2 separate regions of the Homo sapiens genome follow, and region 1 is linked to region 2. Evidence: read pairs that join two places in POLR2A ChIA-PET (ENCODE). Cell type or tissue: PC-9. All regions are shown on one strand. Each heading gives the region's core, and the rest is flanking DNA. Links, peaks and the distances in the headings are about the cores only. Region 1 has its middle 41 kb from the start of SIRPG. Region 2 has its middle 100 kb from the start of SIRPG.

The links. Peaks named below come from ENCODE experiments on the same cell type or tissue, not always from the same donor. Only the 100,000 strongest peaks of a DNase experiment are listed, where the experiment ranks them.
Region 1: POLR2A ChIA-PET joins it to region 2 with 7 read pairs; 2 of 35 experiments call an interaction of 5 or more read pairs at or near these places.

The regions. Positions count from the first base shown.
Region 1 is chr20:1,692,145-1,704,598 of GRCh38, forward strand. It overlaps the pseudogene SIRPB3P. Among named protein-coding and RNA genes, the nearest start is that of SIRPG, 41 kb to the left of the region's middle. In PC-9, for the core only: no CTCF peak of the experiment used is centred there; no DNase peak of the experiment used is centred there.
Region 2 is chr20:1,755,493-1,767,946 of GRCh38, forward strand. It overlaps the pseudogene CKAP2LP1. Among named protein-coding and RNA genes, the nearest start is that of SIRPG, 100 kb to the left of the region's middle. In PC-9, for the core only: no CTCF peak of the experiment used is centred there; a DNase peak (open chromatin) is centred at 5,859; H3K27ac peaks cover 3,026 bases.

The DNA of each region.
Region 1 (12,454 bases), core at 2,748-7,747, 64 kb before region 2:
GAAAAAAAGCTCATCATCACTGGTCATTAGAGAAATGCAAATGAAAACCACAATGAGATACCATCTCACGCTAGTTAGAATGGCGATCATTAAAAAGTCAGGAAACAACAGATGCTGGAGAGCATGTGGAGAAATAGAAATGCTTTTACACTGTTGGTGGGAATGTAAATTAGTTCAACCATTGTGGAAGATAGTGTGGTGATTCCTCAGGGATCTAGAACTAGAAATACCATTTGACCCAGCAATCCCATTACTGGGTATATACCCAAAGGATTATAAATCATGCTACTATAAAGACACATACACGTATGTTTATTGCAGCACTATTCACAATAACAAAGACTTGGAACCAACCCAAATGCCCATCAATGATAGACTGGATAAAGAAAATGTGGCACATATACACAATCAAATACTATGCAGCCATAAGAAAGAATGAGTTCATGTCCTTTGCACGGACATGAGTGATGCTGGAAACCATCATTCTCAGCAAACTAACACAGGAACAGAGAACCAAACACCGCATGTTCTCATTTATAAGTGGGAGTTGAACAATGAGAACACATGTATGCAGGGAGGGGATCATTACACACCGGGGCCTGTTGGGGGGTGGGGGGGCAAGGGGAGGAATAGCATTAGGAGAAATACATAATGTAGATGATGGGTTGATGGGTGCAGCAAACCACCATGGCACATGTATGCCTATGTAACAAACCTGCACATTCTGCACATGTATCCTAGAACTTAAAGTATAATTTAAAAAACAAACAAACAAACAAATTGCAAAGGATAAGATGTTGGAAACAAATTCAAAATTAGGAAGATGATGAAACACCAAGGTAGAAACAATGCTTGCTCCATATCAGAAATGCACAAGAAGGTGGCAAGCACTGATCCAACTACTCTTGATACATTTTTACAAATCAATAAAACACTTGAACTCTCAATGTTTCTAATGCTTTGAATTACAGTGCACTAATAAATGTTTATTTCATTACATTTTTATTGCCTCCTACGTTTGTAACTTTGTTTCTAATATTTTGACAAAAAATTGTAAAAGTCACAGAATGATCATTGTTTTTCCAATTGGATATGGAGATTGCTTTCCCAGGTTTCAGGTTGCACGGTCATTTTTACAATCCTGCATTGCCATGAAAAGTGAGAACTGCCTGTATTCAGAATAATACAGATGGTAATATGTGCTAAGGAAAAATTCATCATGTTAAGATAAATTAGAGTATCAGGGTAGGGAGGGAAATTGATATTTTATACAGGGTGGTTTACATTAGTAGACATTAGGCAGAAAGAGTTGAAGGAGGGATGAAGGGAACCATGTAGCTGTGTTGGAGAAGAAGCAGAGGAGTATACAACTAGACTTTTCCAAAGAATCACTGTGGCTGAAAACTGAAAGCCAGTAGAGGCAATTGGAATGCTACCAGAAGAGATGATGCTGGCTGCGACAGGGAAGGGTGGTGGAGGTGAGAAATGCATGAATTAGGCATGTAACTCAGTGCTGTGCTGGAGCAGCTGAGAGCCAATTGTTAAATTTTAGGAATTTTGCAATCTGGTTGTTTAACTGTTGATGGCTTGAAACTGTCTATGTTGGGAATTTTCATACTACAGAGATTGGCAAGCACTACAAATCAGCTTTTTGTTTTTCCCTTTCAGAAAGTCCATTGTTAAACATTTACTGTCTCATATAAGTGGACATAAGCATTTCAAAGGCAGAATTGAATGCAGAGTATAAAAAAAAGAGAGTGAGAAATCAAGGAGGACTCCAGGATGTTGGACTGTGGCAGCATTTCTGCCACGAGCAGCAGGGCTGGGAAGGCTGCAGGATGCTAGCAGAACTAGTGTCCCATCACAGAGAAAGCAGGGAGAGCTTCTTTCTTTCTTGGTGTGAGACAAAGAGGAAGGAGAATCATTTTTTCTTAAAATTGGGATGGGGGTTCATTTGTATTCAGGAGGCAATAGTGAACCTCAACAAGGCTGGGAAGTTGGAGTAGGCAGGAATCCAGATGGCAGAATAACTCTTGAGGGGCTAGAGAGAGTCTGTGGTTTATGGCCAGTCCCAAGGCGATGGATGCAAGGAGTCCTAATGTGTTTAGATTTGGCGTGTTTCCCACATCCTAGGGAGGTGTCGTGAGTCACTCCCCAGAGCCCCATCCCATGGCCTCTGCTCAGGACCATGAATGAAGACCCTGCTATGGAGCATCAAGGACTCTGCAAAGGAGCAACAGGAGCCTGTGGGCAGGAAGATGTCCTGGGAGGACAGGCATTTGGAGCTGAGTCTGGGGAAGCTTCTCGCCAGCTCCTTCTCTCCAGCTGAGCCCTTCAAGGAAGGAAGGAGGCAGCACAGACTGAGGGTCCCACATGGCAGGGGAGGAGGAAAGGAGCTGTGGGAAACACATCCACATTTAGTCATCTGCTCATCCTTCAAGAAATGATTCCTGAGACTCTGCTATGTCCTCAGTGCTGGTCTTCCTCTTGGGATGCCTATTATGGGTGGACAGGGAGCCCTGAGATAGAATTTCACCTGCTCAGCCCTCCTCCCAAGTCCTGATGCCCTTTCCCTCATCCCTCCCACTCAGGCGCTGAGAGCCTGAGAGCACTAAGAGCAGCCCACTTGAGGCGTCTCAACAGTACTCTACAGTGGGGATTCCTTAGATGCCACGGAGTACAGCATCAAATAATTGAGAGATGGCCTGCAAGGGACCACCTACAGAGTTGGCCCTCATTCAGCCCCCTCTCCCCACCTCCCCTATGGGCCCCTAGGGTGCTGTGGACACCTTTGAACACCCTTATGGTAGCCCACCTCCTGCAGCACCCACACACTTCCTGGGGTTGGGATTCTCCTAGAGGGTTCCCTGAGACTTCTGAGGGTGCTGAGGAAGCCCCATCACCTTCTCCAAACTCCACTGACCCTGAGGCTGTGTGGCATGCGGGCTGGGTGCTCCTGCTGGCCTGACCTTCTGGAGCAGCCCTTGGCCCACCCTCCCTCCTCTACACTTACAGTCAGGCCTTCTGCTTCCGGTGGACATAGGCAGCAGAGACATCAACCAGCAGCAGCACCTTGGAGCCCAGGAGGAGACCTAGGAGGAGTGAGGCAGTAGGAGCTGGCACCCGGACTGGAAATCAGGAGACAGGAGGATCCATTAGAGGGGCCACCTGGGAGGCCATCCCAGGGGCCTCCACTTACCCCATCTGAGGCTACCTGGGCTGTTCAGTTCTCCAAAGCAAGAGTTCAGAATGAGAAGTTTGGAGGGATTCTCTATAGTTTAACAAGTGCGCTGGGTGTTGCAGAGACAGGGGCTATCAATCAGGCTTGTGGGATTCAAACCTTGGATCCCTGACCTGTTCACCACTCAGGTTCCCTCTCTGAGCCTCAATGTCTTCATCTGTAAAAGGGACAGCAAATGGCTCCGACTTCGTAGCACTGGTTAAAAGGAGAAAATGCCAGGATGACGGTACAGTCTCTGACACAACCGCTGCTCCTTGGCCCCCTCCCACCTCCCTCTTCTTTCATCCAAGTGGTCACTTAGGCCAATAGCATGGCAAAGAGGAGTGAGAACCCTACTAGGAGTTAGCAGATCTCAGTTAAACCTGAGTCACTTGCTAGCTGTCATTGTTCCAGGTATGAGATGCACCACCTGGGAATTTTAGTGTCTTTGTCTGTAATATTTGCAAATTAGGATAAAGCCACATTCCTACCTATGTTCAAGGGTTCTGGGGAGCCTTGATTGCTGTTTCATCTAGGAGGGAAATTAGGCAACATCCATTTAAATTAAAACACATACACTCTCTGACCTAACAATGCAACTTCTGGCAGGCATCTGCCACCAGAGTAGGATAACATATGTGCAGGTTCACCCACAGCAGAATTGTTTCAAAAGCTCAAGGTTGGGAACCACTTACATATCCATCAACAGAAGTCTGCAAAATAACATTTGATATTTCCATAAATTGACATATTCTGCAGCTGGTAAACAATGGAGCAGGTCTCTATGTCCTTATATGGAATCTCAATAAGAAATTATATGGCTTGCATTTGGGAGAGGTTTTCCAATCACCAACAGAGCACAGAGAATGAAGGAGAGAGGCGTTCTAAACCTTTGAGTAACTATGAAAAGGAGAAATACTGGCTTCCTACTCGGTTCTTTTCAAGGAGCTTTCATTCAGCACCTACTACGAACCAGACTCTTCTATGGAGAGAGTATCTAATGCCAGGATGGAACGAAGCCTGCCTGGAGTAGGATCTGGGCTCTTGCCCCAACCCTAACTGGCCCTGTGACCTTGGGCAAGGCCCCTGTCATTTCTTGGCTTCAGTCTCCCATCTGTAAAAGGGCATTGGGCTAAATGGTCTGAAGGTCCTTTTTGCACTGATATTCCAGGATTCAGGAGTTAAATTGAGGAACCTGGGCCTCTGAAAGAAAACCCAAAATAAGCATTCTGCTGCCTTAACTGGGGGACCCCTAAGTCACCCATATAGAGGACCTCTTCTCTTAGGCGAGGGACATTCTGAGATGGCCTAGCTCTGCTTGAAACCTTTAGTGACTGTGTGAGGCAGTCCCTGAATCACACAAGGGTTTCCTGAACAACCCACAAACATCCTGGATAGACCCATAAAGCTCTTGCCGTCTCCTTTCACCACGGCCATCAGATTAAACAGTGAATCTGTGTCCTTCAGGAATCTTCCCAGTGTGATGGTTCTGAAGATTATATAAAGAAAAACCCAATTTACTCCCTCAGTGCTCTGGATGGATTTATCCTCATTAGAAGGGAACAGAATGTAAGCTTGGTGAAAGCAGAGCTTGTGCCTTTTTTTTTTTTTAACAACTATTTGCCCAGCAACCACGGTGGAGACTCACACACAGTAGGTTCTCGATGAATGCTTGTTACGTAAAGAAGAGACTCAGCCACCCTGGGGGGAAAGTGCTCTGTGGACGCAGCAGGCAAGGTCTAGCCTTGTGCCTGGGAAAATCACTCAAACCATCAGCTCCCTTATCTGTGGAAACATGGCTGGGCCAGATTAGAAGAGGCAAAGGCTATGGTGCCAGGCAGACTAAGGTTTCAGACTTCCCCATCATTTACCAGTCACGGAGACTTGAGTGAATAGCATGACATCTCCAGGCCTCAATATACCTGATTTGTAGAAGAGGGTGGCATCAGATCATGAAAGTGAGCACCCACTGCCACCCTTGATTGTTGCTGACAGAGGACAGTGCTATTATTGACTTCTTGTCATACCTTGGGGGATGAAGGAGGCCTACACTGTACTCACCACGCACAGACATCTGAGTCCCTGGTCCAGACTTAATCTCCACGTTGGCAGGAATTGCTCTCCGGAGCTTCATACAGTAGTAGGTGCCAGCATCTTCGAGGGTGATGCTACTGATGCGGATGGAATAGTCTGTGCTGTTTCTCTTTCTCTGGTCTGAAATAGTTGTTACCCGGGGAGAGTGGCATCTTTTTGGACTATAGATTAATTTCTGGCCTGGACAAGCTCCTCTGAACCACTGGATGGGTCCCACAGGGAGCAGGGAGGTCACAGTGCAGTTCAGAGTGGCCATCTCTCCAGCTGCAACTGACACAAATGCCTCAGGCTGAATCACCTGCAGCTCCTCACCTGCCACTCCTAGAAAGTAACAGAGCAGTCATTTACTCATCCTTACGTGATCTTGAATGTTTCCTCAAGTGTGTATCAATGAACTTCAATGACTGGGTGCATACCAGGAGCAGGCCTTGAGCTCAGCACACTGTGTGTATTATCTCATTTAACCCTCACAACAAGTCTGTAACATGAGACTGTATTATAAGTGAGGACACTGAGACACAGAGAGGTTCAGTTTCATGGAAGAGCATGGGGTTGCTAACCTGAGTGGAGCTCCTGATCCCCCCTTGGAAGTGTCATGCTTTGCTAAATATTTGTGCCTCCACTTTCTGGCCATATGGAATGTTGCACTTTCTTTTTTTTTTTTTTTTTTTTGAGACGGAGTTTCGCTCTTGTTGCCCAGGCTGGAGTGCAATGGCATGATCTCGGCTCACCACAACCTCCGCCTCCTGGGTTCAGGGGATTCTCCTGCCTCAGCCTCCCGAGTAGCTGGGATTACGGGCATGCGCCACCATGCCTGGCTACTTTTGTGTTTTTAATAGAGACGGGGTTTCTCCATGTTGGTCAGGCTGGTCTCAAACTCCCGACCTCAGTTGATCTGCCTGCCTTGGCCTCCCAAAGTGCTGAGATTACAGGTGTGAGCCACCGCGCCTGGCCAGACTTTCTGAATCATTGCATTGGGTGGAGCCATGTGACTCCTTTAGGCCACTGAGTTGTGAGCAGAAATGATGGGTATAATTTGTGGGCTGTGCATTTAACTGCAAGAGCCTCTGTGGATTAACTTCTCCCTTCCACAGAGACCTACGAGGCTCTGATGAGGTCTGCTCCATCAGCCTGGATGCCTGAATGACCATGAATTCTCCACACACACTGAACATGCAGCTTAACTAACAAGTACAACATTGTTTTAAGCCCCTGAGAATTTCTCACCCATAGCATAATTACATTACCTTAGTTTCCTAATGTTGATGTGACAAATTATCAGAACTTAGCATCTTAAAACAAAAGAAACGTATCATCTTATAGTTCTGGAGGTCAGAAGTCCAAAATCATGTTACTGGACAGAATCAAGGAGAAAAATCTTCAGATATACAAAGATAGAGGATGACATGTTGGTGGCCAGGAGTGAAGTCGGAGAGGTAATGGGGAGATGCAGGCCAAAAGATACAAAACTGCAGAAAGGTAGGATGAAGAAGTCCAGAGATCTAATGTGCAATATGAGGACTAGAGTTAATAGCATTGCATTGAATTCAGTATTTTTGCTCAAAGAGTCTATCTTAGATGCCCTACACACACACACACACACACACACACACACACACACACACACACGGTAACTATGTGAGAGGGTGGATATGTTCATTTGCTTGACTGTAATAACCATTACACTATGTCTATGTATACGAAAGCACCATGTTTTACCCCTTAAATAAGAGGTGTCAGCAAAGCTGTGTGTATTCTAGAGGCTCTGTTCCTTGCTGCCACATTCCTTTCCTCACAGTTACATCTTCCCATCACTCCCACATCTTGCTTCCATTGTCATATGTCCTACAAAGACCCTTGTCATATATTGGGCCCTTTCTGACACTAGACCAAGATGTTAAATCACTGTCTTAAACATGCTCAAACAGCTAAAGAAAACAACAGAAAAAAAACTAAAGAAACATTGGAATATGATGCATTAATAAAATAAGAACAACAGCAAGAGAAATTATAAAAAATAAACAGAAACTTAAGAGTTAAACAGTACAATAATTGAAAAATCCACTAGAGGTGTTCTCCAACTGGTGTGAGCAGTCAGAAGAGAGATTCAGAAAACTGGAATATGGAATAATTGAAATTATTGTGACTGGGGAATAGAAAGAAAAAGGAATAAAGAAAAACAAGCAGAACCCGAGGACATTGTAGGACATTATCAAATGGATCAACACAAACATTGTTAGAGTTCTAGAAGAAGAAAAGAGGAAGAGAGAAAGGAACAGATTATTTGAAGACATAATACCCCAAAACCTTTTGAAACTTGATAGAATACATGAATCCTCAAATTTAAGATTCTGAAGAAACTCAAGTTTAACTCAAGGAAAAATTCAGAGACCCACACTAAGACACATTATAATCCAACTGTTGAAAACTAAAGTCAGGGAAAGAATCCTGAAAGCAGCAATAGAGAATGGATTCCTCACATACAAGAGTTCTTCAATGAGATGATCAGCCAATTTCTTATCAGAAGCACTGGAAGCCAGAAGGCAGAGGAGTGATATGCTGAAAATGCTGAAAGAGGAAAAACCTATCAACCAAGAATCTTATACCTGGGAAAACTATCCTCTAAACATGAGGGAGAAATTAAGATATTCTCAGATGAATAAAAACTAAGAGAGTTCACTACCATTAAACCTTACCTACAAGAGTGGTTTCAGGTAGAAATAAAAGGATGCTACATGGCAACTGCAAGTTGTATAAATAAAAATGTCCAGGCTGGGCATGGTAGCTCATGCCTATAATCCCAGCACTTTGGAAGGCCAGGGCGGGCGGATCACGAGGTCAGGAGATCAAGACCATCATAGCCAACATGGTGAAACCCTGTCTCTACTAAAAAATACAAAAGTTAGCTGAGCGTGGTGGTGCATGCCTGTAATCCCAGCTACTCAGGAGGCTGAGGCAGGAGAATAGCTTGAACCAGGGAGTCAGAGGTTGCAGTGAGCCGAGATCATGTAGCTTGAACCAGGGAGTTGGAGGTTGCAGTGAGCCGAGATCGTGCCACTGCACTCCAGCCTGGTGACAGAGTGAGACTCTGTCTAAAAAAAAAAAAAAAAGTCCTGCTACATGTAAATTTATTTTAGTTCATATTTTTCTGATGCTTCAACATCCCACAATCATGCTGTGAGTACCCTGCCCAGGTGACCAGGTGCACCAGTGTGATAAGGCTGGCTCCTGGCACAATTTCCCTTTCTTGCCCTCCCATATTGTGACCTAATCCCATAAAAAGACACCAGTAAATCCCATCATGCTCTTTGCTTGTACCCTCTACCCTGACTCCCAGTAAAGGCACTTGCTGAGGAATTCTTTCTCTCTTGCTTCCCCATCTGCTTGATTGAGCCTGCTTCCTAGGAGCTCTTCTCATATGGCTTTCTACGTAGCATGCCCTACTTCCCTCTCTAGGACCTGTGAGTAAAATAAATCATATTCCACATGCCTTTCCAAGTGAAAATTTCATGACCATCTTAGAGTGATTCATAAAGACCCAATAGCCTGACTTTAGCATTTTCAATACCAATGGCAATGAGAATGGGATCATTCTAAACTGGGGTGGAAATTTCCTAGGAGATGCTCTTTAACTATTCATGGCTTACTAATTTGCTACTCTGATTGGCTCCACAACTTGAGAAGGCTTTTTACACTGATGGCTTTCTTTTGCTGTGCTATGTGCAGCTTCATGTTACCTTTTGGAGTTCTGCCAAGACTCTCTATCCTGAAGTGAGGATCCTGTTTAAATATCAATAATGACATCTACATTTCTTCAAGAGCACAGGATGACATAACATTGATAACAACCTCTTCAAAGGAGATTCATGTGATGTGCATATTAACATCACATTATCCAGCATCTCTAAGTTGTTTTGAGGCGCCAGTGGCAACATATTCTTCTTTTACAAAGTTTATTTACAAATTAAAATCAATAGGCACCCCTGTTAGTGCCTATAAACAAAGAAACAAAAATACCTCTTCTCTGTGGAGACTTTAGCAATTTCTTTCATGCTTTTTGGAGTTTCTAGACCATTCATGATGGCCATACATCTCCCCAGGGCCTTTGATGCAAAAACAATGCCCCTCTCACCCTTGTGCTATATTCCATTAAAACAACAAATGCCTGGTTACCTACTGGGCTCTCCCATCCTGGAGTCCAGATCTAGGAACAATACTCTCCTGTTGCAATCATGAACCGTAGATTGTCCCACATGCAAGGCTCTGCTCATCTGAAATGGGGCCCATTGGAACCTAAACTTCCACTGAAAAGCAAAATTAAAATTTCCGTCAGGTGCAGCTGCACACCATTTTGTGGACTGTTGGTCTTATAATTTGTTGATGCAACAATTCTCAACCAAATACTAACAAACTGAATTTAATAGCATATTAGAAGGATTCTACACCATGAGTAAGTGGAATTTATTCCTAGAATACAAAGATGTTTCAATATACAAATGATAATGTAATATATCATATTACACAGTGAAGAGAAAAAGACACGATTATCTCATTTGATGTAGAAAAGCATTTGACAAATTTGAACATCTTTTTATGAGAAAAATAATCAATAAAAGGAATATATGGACATTTCCACAACATGATAAAATCATATACTCATACTACACTATTTTATTTATCTACTTATCATGTGTATTGGTTATTATCATTTCTCCAGTAGAATATAAGCTCCAAAAGGTCAACCACTTTTGCTCTTTTATTCACCAATGCATGCCATGTTCTATGTCAGGTCCTGGCACATAGTAGCTATCCAATATATAGGTGTGTAAGGTGTGAATTACTCATTAGAACACTTCCCTGGGACACTGAAATCTATTTTAAGTGGACTGCATCTGTGATATTTGCTAGAAACTGAGTTTCCCATGTAGATGACTTGGTTTAAAAAACATTCATTTGCATACACAAAGAAAGCAGAAGAGCCCAGAAGGAGAAAACCACAAACCCTCTTCCTATACCACAACCCCACTCACTCCCAGGAGCAGCAGCTGCAAGAAGTCTCATGGCATAGCATCAAGGCCACAAGTATTTGACAAGAGTGACGGTGAAACCTGTGATCTCTGGAGTCAGAGTGCCTGAGTTCGAATCATAGCTCTACCAGTTACCAATGAGCATCCACACAACTCTTTGTGCTTCTGTTTTCTTATCTGTGAGCAGTGGGAGGAGGTTAAGGGGAATATTTATTCTGGGCATAACAACCATCTGAGGTAACAGCTATAAGGCATTTCCAACAGTGTCTAGCACATGGTGAGTATTCAAAAATTGTAAATTATTACTTTTTAGATTTTCTAAGTCATGGAGGCTTCAATCGACATTATATGATATGCATATGGATACAGCTATTGATATAACCATAGATGTAGATAACATAGACAGCGCTCTCTGTTTTATCCCTTTCTTTCTTCCTCACTCTTACCCTTCATGAAAGAGGGAACTCTAAGACAGTAATGCACAGAAGTTCTGCTTTAAAATAAAACTCATTTTACCAAGAGAGAAGTTGCTTACCTATTGCTTATCTTAACAGATTGGGAGAGTTTCAGTGGTAATATCAGATGGTAGAAAGGGGAAGAGAGTGGCTGGGCAACAGGGAAAACCAAACATCTCTTCAACGTGCATTTCATGTAGACTAAAATATGAATGGAAGAGAATGTCTTTTTAAAATCCTGTGTGTTTCAGCATGATTAAGTGAGATTTTTCTCAGGAATACAAGGATGCTTCAATAAACATAAATCTACAAATGCAATACAGTACATCAGCAGAATGAAGGACAAAAACCATAGGACCATATCAACAATGACAAAAAAAGCATATGACAAAATTTAACATTTTTTCATTGTAAAAATGCTCAAAAAATTAGATGTAAAATGAATGCTCCTCAGTACAATGAAATCCATATAGGACAAATCCACAGCTAACATGATATCCAGTGAAGAAAAGTGAAAAGCTTTTTCTCTAAGATCAGGAACAAGACAAGGATATCCTGTCTCACTAATTCTATGCAACATAGTATCAGAAGTCCTATCCAGAATAATTATCAAGAGAAAGAAATGAAAGTCATACAAATCAGAAAGGAAGAATTTAAATTGTTGCTGTTTTCAGAAGACACTATCTTATACATAGAAAATCCTAAAATCTCTAAAAACAATTAGATCAAAAAAGCAAATAAAGTTGCAAAATAGAAACTTAACATGCAAAATCAGTGCATTTCTATACACTTATGACAAATTAGCTTAAAAAGATTAATAGAATAATCTCATTTACCATTGCTTCAAAAAACTAAAATATCTAGGAGTAAATTTAATCAAGTAAGTGAAAGATCTGCCCCCTGAAAACTATGAATCACTGATGAAAGAAATAGAAGACACACAATGACAAGATATGTGTGTTTAGGGATTGGAGAATTAATACTGTTTAAATATTTCCTGAGGAGATCTACAAATTCAGTTCAATCCTAAAAAAATTCCAATGATATTTTCCACAGAAATTGACAGAACAATCTGAAATTAATATTAACTACAGAAAACCATGAATAGGTGAAGCCATCTTGAGCAAAAGAAGAAAGCTGGAGGCACCAGACTGCCTTATTTCAAAATCTGGTACAATGCTATAATAATCAAAATAGCATGGCATTGGCATAAGAAGAGACACATAGATCGATGGTACAGAATAGAGAGTCCAGAAACAAACTTACATATTTTTGCTTAATTGACTTTTGACAAAACTGTTAGACATACAATGAGGAAAGACCAGTCTTCAAAAACTGGTGTTGGCAAAACTGGATGTCCACATGTAAAGGAATAAAATTGGACCTTCATCTTATATCACATAAAAAAATCAACTAAAATGGATTAAAGACATAAATGTAAGATCCAAAACTGTAAAAGTACTAGAAGAAAAGTGCCATGACATTGGTCTGGGCAGTTAATTTTGGGATATAAACCCAGAAGGACAGACAACAAAAGCAAAAATAGACACATGAGATTCCAACAAACTAAACACTGTCTACACAGGCAAGAAAACAATCAACAGAGTGAAGAGACAACCTGTAGAATGGGAGAATATTTGCAAACCATACATCTGATA
Region 2 (12,454 bases), core at 3,748-8,747:
ATAACACTTAAATATTTACAAAGTAAAAATTTAAAATATCTTGACCAGGGTTTTCTATGTATTATGTTACCATCATGACTCTGATTTTACCTTTCCTAGAGCAGTTTCTCAGAAAGAAAGTAAAAGAACTAATAACAGTCTCTGGGGCTTGCATTGCCTGCTCAGGCCTGTTGTCCCCTGGCAGATCAAAGCACTGAAATGAAGAAGCAGTGTCCTCACCCCTCTCTCTCCTCCTCGCCCCTCTCTCTTGCCCCTTTTGTTTTTACTTTGAGTATTTCTGAATAATAAATGCAAAATTAGGGTTGAATATAAACCAAAAGAGCCAGATGACCACCCCAATTCAAGATTGCATTTCATTCCAGGAGACCTGGCACAGAAAGGATTCCCCTTCATCTACAGGGTTACTGCAACAGAAATCAAAGATCATACATGAATATCATTTGTAGGCTCTGAGCAAAGACAAACCTAGTATAAATTCATCTGCAAGTGAGGAGATTTGAACCAGGTGGTCTGTTATGTCCCATCTAGCCTGGCAAGCCAGCGTGAAAGCTCAGATCTTCCACCGTGAAAGGACTTGCCCTCCCCGCTAAGGTGGACGCAGAAAGGAAAGACCATCATACTGTGGCACCAACCTTCTAATATAAAAAAGAACTATGTTGGGGTTAAAGTACATCAATAAAGTACAAATTTTTACCATACTTACAGGACAAATTAATTCTTAATAGTTTGAAATATATGTATACCATAAAACTCTGTCAACCTACATACACCAAAGACTTTCCTGTGGGTATAGAAAATCTGAGTAAGCCAAGCAAATTACTTGAAATCCTGAGAGGCCATACATAATCTTCTGCATCCATTATGCCTCTCTATTATACGTTATTTTCTAGGTCACTTGAACAAGAGCATTTCTTACCTCAGAGGGTCTAAAACACCTTTTTTTTTTTTTTTTGAGACGGAGTCTCACTGTGTTGCCCAGGCTGGAGTGCAGTGGCACCATCTCGGCTCACTGTAAGCTCCGCCTCCCGAGTTCACACCATTCTCCTGCCTCAGCCTCCCGAGTAGCTGGGACTACAGGTGCCCGCCACCATGCCCAGCTAATTTTTTTTGTATTTTTAGTAGAGATGGGGTTTTACTGTGTTAGCCAGGATGGTATCGATCTCCTGACCTCGTGATCCGCCTGCCTCGGCCTCCCAAAGTGCTGGGATTACAGGTGTAAGTCACCATGCCCAGCCCTCTAAAACACCTTTTTTAAAAAACTTATGATTCAAGGATTTGAAATCCTAACGTTACAGGCAAAATCTCATTTTTATAAAATATAAAATGCTGTGTTTCTTTCACACCTAATAGCTTGTCAAGAGAAGTCACTACTAAATTGCATTCCTGCAGCCTTTCCAGGTAGTGGGATACTGCTTGTTTGATCTCCACTGAACCCCGTACAGGAGTGATAAGTTTCACGTCTTGCAATTCTGCCACTCCATTTATTCCAGGGCTGGAGCGATCTGCAATTTGATATCAGGATGATTATCCTGTTATGCCTTCATTATTTGGGGTGTTGCTGTACCTGTTCCTTTTTGTTTGTTTGTTTGGTTTTTTTTTTTTGAGAAGAACAAGACTTTCCAGATTCCATCCTCTTGGCCAGCTCTTCTGCTGATGTCATGTCAGTTTTAGCAACTAAAAAGTCAGAGGTGATTCCTTCCATGGTTTTGTTTGGGTCTTGCAAAATGTTAAGAACAACTTCCTGTAACACTTGTGTTGGTATTGCCTCATTTTTAATGGCCTTTTCATATAGCCCAGTAGCATCATAGGTGCCTTTCTTGGCTAACAACTTTGCTTTGTAGAACCAGAATTTAGCAGTTCTTCAGCCTCAGGAATACTAGACAATATGGCAAATATTTCCTTAAAAACCACACCCCTTTCAATGAGCTGCAGACATTCTGTCAGAGTGTTGTTAGTTTTATGGAGCAGTTGAAGCTGTGCTTTCTTTTCTTCCTCTTTTTTTTCAACGGTCTTCCAGAATATTTATTTTCTCTATTATTTTTCTTTCTGTTTTACGTGTCATAGGAGGCCACTTATAGATTTTCCCCTTAGATTTCTGTCATTCTTCCAGTTGTTTCCTTTGATCCTCTGCTATTGTCTTCTTTTCGGTATTTGGATTCATTTGGGTCCCTTTTGACACTCCTTTTCCTTCATGATTGTGTTACCAGCTTGAGTTTTGGGAGCTCTCTTGTTTAGAAAACAGAAGAGCCTTTTTCAGCTTGGAGACCAATGCCTGTGCTCTATGTTGTAAGCTGTTGTGGCATTTGTCCCCATTAGTTCCATTTGCTCTTACGCCGTGGGTGCTGGGAATGACTGAATTTAAGCTGCCAACTGTCAAACTAGCCTCTGGCTTATAGCTTTTGATTTTTGCAGTGCACACGACCAAGGCCCAAAACAAGGTTGAATGGACTGCTGATCTTGCTTAATGTTTAAATGTCTGTTACTATATCCTCCCTGAAACAAACTGGAGTATGTCCTGGTTTTGGTATGTTTTACTTCCTATTCACTAACTTATACATGCTCTTTAATAATTAACCCTATTAACCTTTGTACCCTCCACCATTAATTTTTTATTTTTGATGCTTGAGTCCTACTAAGGGTCTGAACAAAGAGAGAGGGAACTGTCTTGGGGGCTTTTCTCCCAGTCTTGGAAGATCTTCTTGAGAGAGTTGCTATGACTTTACTGATAGAAGCTTGACTTGTGTTTCTCCAACAAATTGTTTATGAACTCTGTCTTTCAGGGCAGCACTAGTCACTGAATATCTGCCCAAGGCTTGTTGAGGAACCAAATTGCTCTTGGTTCAATTATGAGAGTTATTCTTTAACTTCTTTATAGTACATAATTGAGAGTCTGGCTTCCTCTCAGGGTCTGACAAGGTTTGAGGCAAATTCTCTTCATTAATCTCTTTTAGAAAGCTAACCAAAGATTAATTTTCAATGCGGGCATTTCCTATGGAGTCTGTACACTTAACATTCCTTGATATGTTAACTGCTGCTTTGTAGTCTTCAAATCCTGTGCATTAAGTGACCCCATGGGTTTTCTTGACAGCTTTTCCATGGTGAATGATCCAGCTTTGTGCTGCTGTAAGCTACTGCTGGAGGCTTACAGTTTGGTTAGAAGGAACATATTCAGCCTTTTGCCCAGTTTTAGTGGCTTCAACTTTGGCTTCTGGGACCTTGTAATATTGGCTTGTCTGGCCTGGAGTTTAATGCTGATGGGCCTTATGCTTTAACAGGCAAAACAGCATGATTGATAACATTCTCTTGGATAGATTTGGGCAATTATTTTTGGCTTTTAGATAAAGCTCAGTGTTTGGCACTTGAAGTTCCTTTCGACTTCTAGGTACTCCTGGAGCTTTCTCTGTTGTTCGGTGGCAGCAGTGGTGGTGACAGGCCCTGGCCTCACCATGACTTCTCAGTCACAGTGTTTCTTCCTCTCTCACCACTTTTATTGAGTATAGTACTGGAAGTCCTAGCCAGGGCAATAAGGCTAGAAAAGGAAATAAAAGGCATACATATCAGAAAGAAAGAAATAAAACTATCTCTATTTGTAGATGACATAATAGCCTTTGTAGGAAATTCTACAGAATCTACAGAAGAGACTCTTAGAACTGATAAGTGAGTTCAGAATGGTGACAGACTACGTGATCAACATGCAAAAAGTTAACTTTAATTCTTTTTTTTTAGACATAGTTTCACTCTGTCGCCCAGGCTGGAGTGCAGTGGCATGATCTTGGCTCACCACAACCTCCGACTCCAGAGTTCAAGTGATTCTCCAGCCTCAGCCTCCCAAGTAGCTGGGACTACAGGTGTCCGCCACCATGCCCAGCCAATTTTTGTATTTTTAGCAGAGACAGGATTTCACCATGTTGGCCAGGCTGGTCTCAATCTCCTGACCTCAGGTGATCCACCTGCCTCGGCCTCCCAACATGCTTGGATTACAGGCGTAAGTCACCATGCCTGGCCAAGTTACCTTTAATTCTATATACTAGCAATAAACCCATGAAAACCAAAATTTAAAATATAATACCATTTAATTTGCTCAAAAATGAAATAGCTATAAATTTAACAAAACATATATAAGACTTGTATGCTGAAAACTGCAAACACTGATGAAAGAAATCAAAGAAGATTCAAATAAAGAGGAATGTGTTAGTCAGCATTCTCCAGACAAACAGAACCAATAGGATACATATATCAATAGATGGATGAGATGGGATTTACTATGGGAATTGACTCACGTGATCATGGAGGCCGAGAAGTCCCGCGATATGCTGTCTGCAAGCTGGAGAACCAGAGAAGCTGGTGGAGTGGCTCGTTCTGCATTTGAAGGCCTGAGAACCAGGGGAGATGTTGGCGTATCTGTCAGTCAGAGGCTGAAGGCCTCAGACTCTACAGAGGTAGAGATTGGGACTGGGTAATCTCATAGCACTGGTGTAAGTCTTGGAGTCCAGTGGCCAGATAACCTGGAGTTCTGATATCCAAGGGCAGGAGAAGATTGGTGTCCCAGCTCCTGAAGAAAGAGTGAATTCATCTTTCCTCTGCCTTTTTGTTCTATCCAGGCTCTTAACTGATTGAATGGTGCCCATCTTCATTAGATGAGGGCAGATCTTCCTTACTCAGTCCACTGATTCAGACACTAATCTCTTCCAGAAATACCCTCAGAGACACACCCAGAAATAATGTTTTGCCAGCTATCTGGCTATCCCTTAACCCACTCAAGTTGACACCTAAAGTTAACCATCACAGGGAGACATGCTATATCCATGGACTGTGAGCCTCAGCATAATAAAAATGTCAATTCTATCCAAACTGATATATAGGTTTAACACAATTTCTGTCAGAATTCTAGACATATTTTTGTAAATATATATGACTATTTTTAAATTTATATGAACAAAGGGAAAAAAAGAGAACTGAAAGAGTCAAAACAGAATAAAGTGGAAGGAATCAATATACCTGATTTTAAGACATGATAAAGATGTAGTAATCAAAACTTTGTGATATTGGCAGAGGAACAGACACATAGATCGATGGTACAAAATAGAAAACCTGGAAACAGCCCCGTACAAGTACAGACACTTGATTTTTCAAAGTAGCAAAAGCAATTCAATGGAGGAAGGATTGATTCCACAAGTGAAACAGTCTTTTCAACAAAAGGTGCTGGATATCCATAAACAAAAAATGAACCTCAACCGAAACCTCATACCATACATTATACAAAAATTATCTCAAAATAGATCGTAGGTTCAAAGATAAAACATAAAACTATAAAATGTTTAGGAGAAAATCTTCAGGATCTAAGGCTCGATGGCAGATTCTTAGACCTGACATCAAAAGCATGATCAATTTTAAAAATTGATAAGTTGGATTTCATCAAAATTTAAAACTTTCGCTCTCCAAAATACCATGTTAAGGATGAAAACAAAGCTACTGACCGGGTGAAAATATTTGCAAACCACCCATCTGACAAAGGGTTCAAATCTAGGATATCTCTCTCAAAACTCAACAGTTAAAAACAACAAAACAAGACAAAAACTTCCATTACAAGTGGGTAAAGGTGGGAAAACTCAAACTGTTTTTCCTCTGCACTCATATAGCAACAATCAACACAGAAGACTTCTGTGACCAAATGTGGGAGATTTCTTCTCCACCAACAAGCAAGCAATCAATTCTGCAGCAGACACCAGCTGGGTGTCCTCAATCCAATTCTAATCTGATGCTATCTATCTGGAGGTAACGTCAGACACCACGGGGATGAGCACTCAGTCCCATGGAACTTCTCCCCACTTCCAATGCCAATTGCAAGGAATGTGCTTCTGACTCACTGGCTATGAATCAGAGATCTCACGACCTCTTCCTTGTGTTTAATTAATTTGCTAGAGCGGCCCACAGAACTCAGGGAAACACTTAAGTTTGCCAGTTTATTATAAAGGATATAGATGAAGAGATGCATAGGGAGAGGAATGGGGAAGGGACACGGAGCTTCCATGACGTCCGCAGGTGCAGCACTTTTCAGGAACTTGTATGTGTTCAGCTGTCCAGAAGCTCTCTGAACCCAGTCCTTTTGGGTTTTTACAGAAGCTTCATTATGTAGGCATAATTGATTAAATCGTTTAATCGACTTACTCTTCAGGTGACCAGTCGCCATCCTGAAGCTACGGAGGTGCTCCCAGCCATCAGTCAATTCATTAAGACACAAAAAGACATCTCTTTGGAGAGTCTAAGGATTTTAGGGGTTGTTTGGCAGGAAACAGGGTTGAAGACCAAATATATATTTCACAATATCACAATGGGTGAAAGACATAAAGAGACATTTTATCAACAAGGATATATAGATAGAAAATAAACACATAAAAGATGCTTACATCGCTAACCATCAGGAAAATGCAAATTAAGATCATAATGAGATATTATTACTATGTACCTAATAGAACAGTTATAGTAAAACATAGTGACAATATCAAATGCTGGCTAGGATGCGGGGAAACTGAATATCTAATACATTGAAAATGGGAATGTAAAATAATACACCCACTCTATAAAACTGGTTGTCAACTTCTTAAAAAGAACTAAGCATACACTCACTATACTACATGAACCAGCAATTGCCCTCCCATGCATTTGTCCCAGAAAAATGAAAACTTATGTACACACAAAAAACCGTGCACAAATGTTTGTAGCAGATTTATTTGTAACAGCAAAACACTGGAAACAACCAGTGTAAGACAAACTTGTCTTACAAGTGAATGGCTAAACAAACAGTATGCATCCATACAATAAAATAACACTCAGCAATAAAAAAATAAATTATTTATATATGCAACAACTTGTAAGGATCTCAAAGGCATTATGTTGAGTGAAAAATCAAACTCAAAATGTTACATACTGTATGATCCCATTTATATAACATTGTCAAAATTACAGAGATATAGAAGAGGTTAGCATTTGCCAGAGACTTAGTATGGTGAGGGTGGGTGTCACTATAATGAGGTAGCACCAGGGAGACCTTTATGGTTATGGAATTGTCTGTATTTTGACTATAGTGGTGATTACACAAACATACACAGGAGAGACTGAACATAAGCAAAAGCTAGGAATATTACCAGACCCAGCTGGAAATAATGTTCAGCCGGGTGGGGAGGTTCATGTCTGTAATCCCAGCACTTTGGGAGGCTGAGGTGGGTGGATCAATTGAGGTCAGGAGTTCGAGACCAGCCTGGCCAACATGGTGAAACTCTGTCTCTACTAAAAATACAAAAATTAGCCAGCCGTGGTGGTGCACACCTGTAATTCCAGCTACTAGGGAGGCTGAGGCAGGAGAATTGCTTGAACCCAGGGGGCAGAGATTGCAGTGAGCCAAAATTGCACCATTGCACGCTAGCCTGGGCGACAGAGTGAGACCCCATCTCAAAAAAAAAAAAAAAAAAAGAAAGTAAGAATATTCAAACACTTATTACAATATAGACATCGACTCTTAAATTATCCCAAATTATGATATAATCATATTCAGTTGATGGGGAATAGAAAGTGTTCACGTGTGGCATTAAGTCAGCAATGGTGGAGCATTATATTACCATCTGTAATTGTGGGAAGTCAAAAGTAACGCCTAATACTGAAAAATGAAGAAGTGGCAATATGAACATGTTATATGAGATATGGCAGTAAAAGTCTAAGATAATCTATTAAAAATTGAGAATAGTTGCTTCTGGGAGATAGAATATGGTTGGATGTTAGGGAGACTCCAATTTTTATATGTAAAACTTATATAACTATTTATTTGACTCTTAGTGTGTACATGTAACTTTGAGAAAGATAAACACTAATTTAGATCATTACACGAATGTTATAGGAGTTACACACAAAGGCCAGGTGGGGTGGCTTACACCTGTAATCCCAGCACTTTGGGAGGTGAGGATGGTGGATCACTAGAGGTCAGGAGTTTGAGACCAGCCTGGTCAACACAGTGGAACCCTGTCTCCTGGCATGGTGGCATGCGCCTGTAATCCCAACTACTTGGGAGGCTGAGACAGGAGAATCGCTTGAGCCTGGGAGGCAGAGGTTGCAGTGAGCCAAGATCACACCACTGCACTCCAGCCTGGGCAACAAAGTGAGACTCCATCTTAAAAAAAAAAAAAAAAAAAAAAAAAAAAAAAAAAGTTATATATAAAAAGAATATCCATACTATTAGCACTAGTAAGAGAATTTCATAAGCTTTCCAGCTCTAAGATTGATGTTCAAAACTCAATTGCAATCCTATTCAGTAGTCAACAACCACTGAAAAAAGTAATAATAAATTTTAAAGATTCCATAAACTAGAATATATTAAAGGCGTCTCTAACTAACGATGCAAAAGACCATTATAGAGAAAAAAACTGTAAAATTGTAAACTGAACTTCATAAAAGAAAACCTAAATAAATAGAGGTATACCATGCCCATAAATGGGAAGTCTCAATACTGGAAAAATGTAAATGTCTCCAAAATAATATATGAATTCCATGGAATCAATTAATAAATCTAAAAGGATTTTTCATGAAAGTTGATAAAGTGAGTCTAAAATGCATTTAAGCCAAGAATAGTCACAACAATTTTGGATAAGAAAAGGTGAGATGACTTGCCCAAAAGATATCAAAACTTACTGTGGAGCTATGCTAGGCCAGGCACAAGCATACCTCGGAGATATTGCAGGGGAATGTTGTGGCTAGTTTGATCATCTCTCGAGACCACTAAAATTTTCTCCTTATCAGCAATAAGACTGTGTTGCTTTCTTATCAGTCATGTGCTCACTGGAGTAGTATTTTTAATCTCCTTCAAAAACTTTTCCTTGGCATTCACAGCTGGCTGAGTGTCTGGTGCAAGAAGCCTAGCTTTCAGCCTGTCTCAGCTTTGGGCAAGCCTTTTTTTACTAAGCTTCATCATTTCTAGATTTGATTTAAAGTGAGCGATTTGCAACTCTCGCTTTCACTTGAGCACTTAGAGGCCGTTGCAGGGTTATTAATTGGCCTAATTTCAGGCCAATGCCTCTCCCTGTGCCTCAGGCTAAGTAGGGAGGCCTGAGGAGAGGGAGCAAGACGGGGGAACGGCCAGTAGGTGGAGCAGTCAGAACACACAAGACATTTTCCATCAAGTGTGCTGTTTCATAAGGACACGGTTCGCGGAGCCACAAGACCATTACACTAATCACAGATCCTCAGATCAGATATAATAATTATTAAAATTTGAAATATTGCAAGAATTACCAAAATGTGACAGAGACACGGAGTGGGCACATGCTGTTGGAAACATGGCACCAATAGACTTGCTCAATGCAGGGTTGCCACAAACCGTCAATTTGTGAAAAACGCAGTGTCTGTGAAGTGCAATAAAGTGAAGCACAATTTAATTTGCCTGTATTGACAGAGAGCTAGACAAGTAGATCAGTGGAACACAGAGCTCATCGAAGGAACCACAGATCTATAGACACTCGCTATATAGCAAAGCTGGCAGTGGATATCAGGGGGTGCTGGATAATTAATCCTTCCAGAGAAAAGATAAGATTCCTATCATCTATAAAAAAATAAGATTCCTACCATCTATAATGCATACACACACGTGTGCACACACACCAGCAGAAAAATATAACAAGATGTGATGGTGTGCGCCTGTAATCCCAGCTCTTTGGGAGGCTGAGGCAGGAGAATTACTAGAACCTGGGAGGCGGAGGTTGCAGTGAACCTAGATCGTGCCACTGCACCCCAGCCTGGGCGATGGAGTGAGACTCCGTCTCTGTCTCAGCCAGTGTCCAGAAGAGCTTTTCCCAAGTTTTCTTCTTTTTATAGTTCCAGATCTTACATTTAAGTCTTAAAAAGATAAATTTAATAAAAGTGCACAAGGTTTATATTAAAAACAAAGCTGTTTGTAAATGACATAAAAGACAACATGAAAAAATATAAAAATATACAGTGATCCTGAAAAAGAAGCCCCAATATTTATACCACTGTATGTATAATATAGGAATACTCTGGCTGTGTACATCCAATTCCCTCTCCCAGCCTTTGTGCCATTGTATCAGGTATTATATGATATTAATGCGTTATTATCATAATATCCACACTGCGTTATTATTTTTAGCTTTAAACATTCACTTATCATCTATAGATTTTGTTTAAATGTCTTTTAAATTTATGCATCTATTTACTTTTTCTGTTCTTCATTCTTGTGTATGGATCCAGATTTACATCTGGTGTCATTTTCTTTGTGCCTGAAGGGTGTCCACTAGTATTTCTTATAATTCAAGTCTGCTGGTGATGATTTCTTTTGCTTTTGTTTGATTTTAAAATACATTAATATCGGAATAGAAGAAAGGAAAACTCCTTAACTCTTTAACTTCCTAAAAGGTATCTATTTAAAAAATGCAATAAACATTCAAAAATATTATATATATATGTGTATATATATATATGTGTATATATATATGTGTATATATATATGTGTATATATATGTGTATATATGTGTATATATATGTGTATATAATATGTGTATATATATGTGTATATATATGTGTATATATATGTGTATATATATGTGTATATATATGTGTATACATATATGTGTATATATATGTGTATACATATATGTGTATATATATGTGTATACATATATGTGTATATATATGTGTATATATATATGTGTATATATATGTGTATATATATATGTGTATATATATGTGTGTGTGTATATATATATATATATATATATATATATATATATATATAGCGAGATGAAAGGGATAAATGGAAAGAGTAAAACTTAAGCAACAATTGGAAATTTTTTTTGTGTAACAAAAGCTCCCAAATCATACCAATACTGCAGCTTTGTGCACCAAGCTAGAGGAACAAGGCAGACTCTCCCACACATGCCCAGGGAAACAAATAAAAGAATGTTTGTTGCAAAGTTGTACTAGCAAAACACTGAATGAAGCTTCAAAATCTGTCTTGAGAAGAATTGATAAATTGTGGCATATTCTTACAATAGAAGACCACAGAACAGTGGAAAATTAATAAAATGTAGCTCCATATATCAACAGAAATAAACCTCACAAACTGTGTTAAGCATAAAAAATAAAGTTCCAGATTGCTGTGTACAGTGTCAAAGCATCTATATAATGTTAAAATATGAAAAGTAATACTATACATTGCTTAAGGATTCATACATATGTTATAAAGTTATAAAACCATGCTTGAGAATGATAAATTCAGAACAGTGTTTTGTTTTTTGTTTTTTGTTTTTAAAGAACTGAAGATCATAATGGCAAATGTTACTGTTTTTAAAAGATAGGATGTTAGGTCCATGGGTATTGTTTGTATTTTTTCTGTACATTTCAGAAGAGAAAAATGCTTATGCAACTTCCCAGTGATTTCAAAATATATGTGTGTTAAAATGAAATCATATTTTCAAAAGCCCCGCACAAAAGTAAAAACTGCTCTGAAAATTAAGGATTGTTCATGACCAGGGGCAGAATGGAAACTTCTTTTCTTGAGCAGTTTAATTCTCTTGGTTGGAAGCAGGGCCAATCTGAAGCTCAGTACATCAGGGTCAAGACATCCCTGGAGTCCTCATGAAGAAAACTCGTCCCTGACTCAGCTCCAAAGCTCTGAGGGAAGGAACACCAGGAGGGTGTGCGGAAGGGAGCGTGTCCGCGATGGGGGTGGCAGGGACGGAATAAAGGGGTCTTTAGTGACCTATAAGTCCTTGCAGCCTCTCCCCACTTGAACCCCTTGGAGAGGGCTGGAGGTAATGTATCACAGGGCATGCAGGGGCTGTAGAGAAAAAAAAATCATTCATTCATGTGTTTGTTTATTCATGTATTAATTTCACAAATATTTATTGAGCACCTACTATATGGCAGGTATTCTGCTTAGTCTGGATTCGTGGCACAGATCAGAAATAAAGCCCCTACTCATTACACCCCAATGCCACTTTCTGGGTTCTAAACTCTCTCCCATACCCACATTCATCTTTGCCACTAGTCAGAACCTCCAAGTCCCTTGAATAGGTTCTATTCATTGATTTTAGCAATACTTTCCTTATGCATCCCCAAAATATATCATATGAAAACTGAAACATGTAACAGTGTATTGGGGGACTCTGGAGTTTGGGTCTCAACATTCATACCACTACCACACCTTGGACCCCCTCCTCCCATCTCCAGGGTCCCAAAGAATGGAATTTGAAACCTTTCCACCTCCAGGGCACTACACAATGCACGGATCTGAAAGACTCTAGGAATCGCAAAAAACATTTGGAGAAAATAAAGAGTGTTCCCAACCTTCCCTTGAGGCTGGATCACTCTTGAGGGCCCCAGTGACTTTGTTGGGCTTGCCCTGTAGGCCTCTTGCCAGCCTGTCACCCAGTACCGAAGACTAAAGCCTATC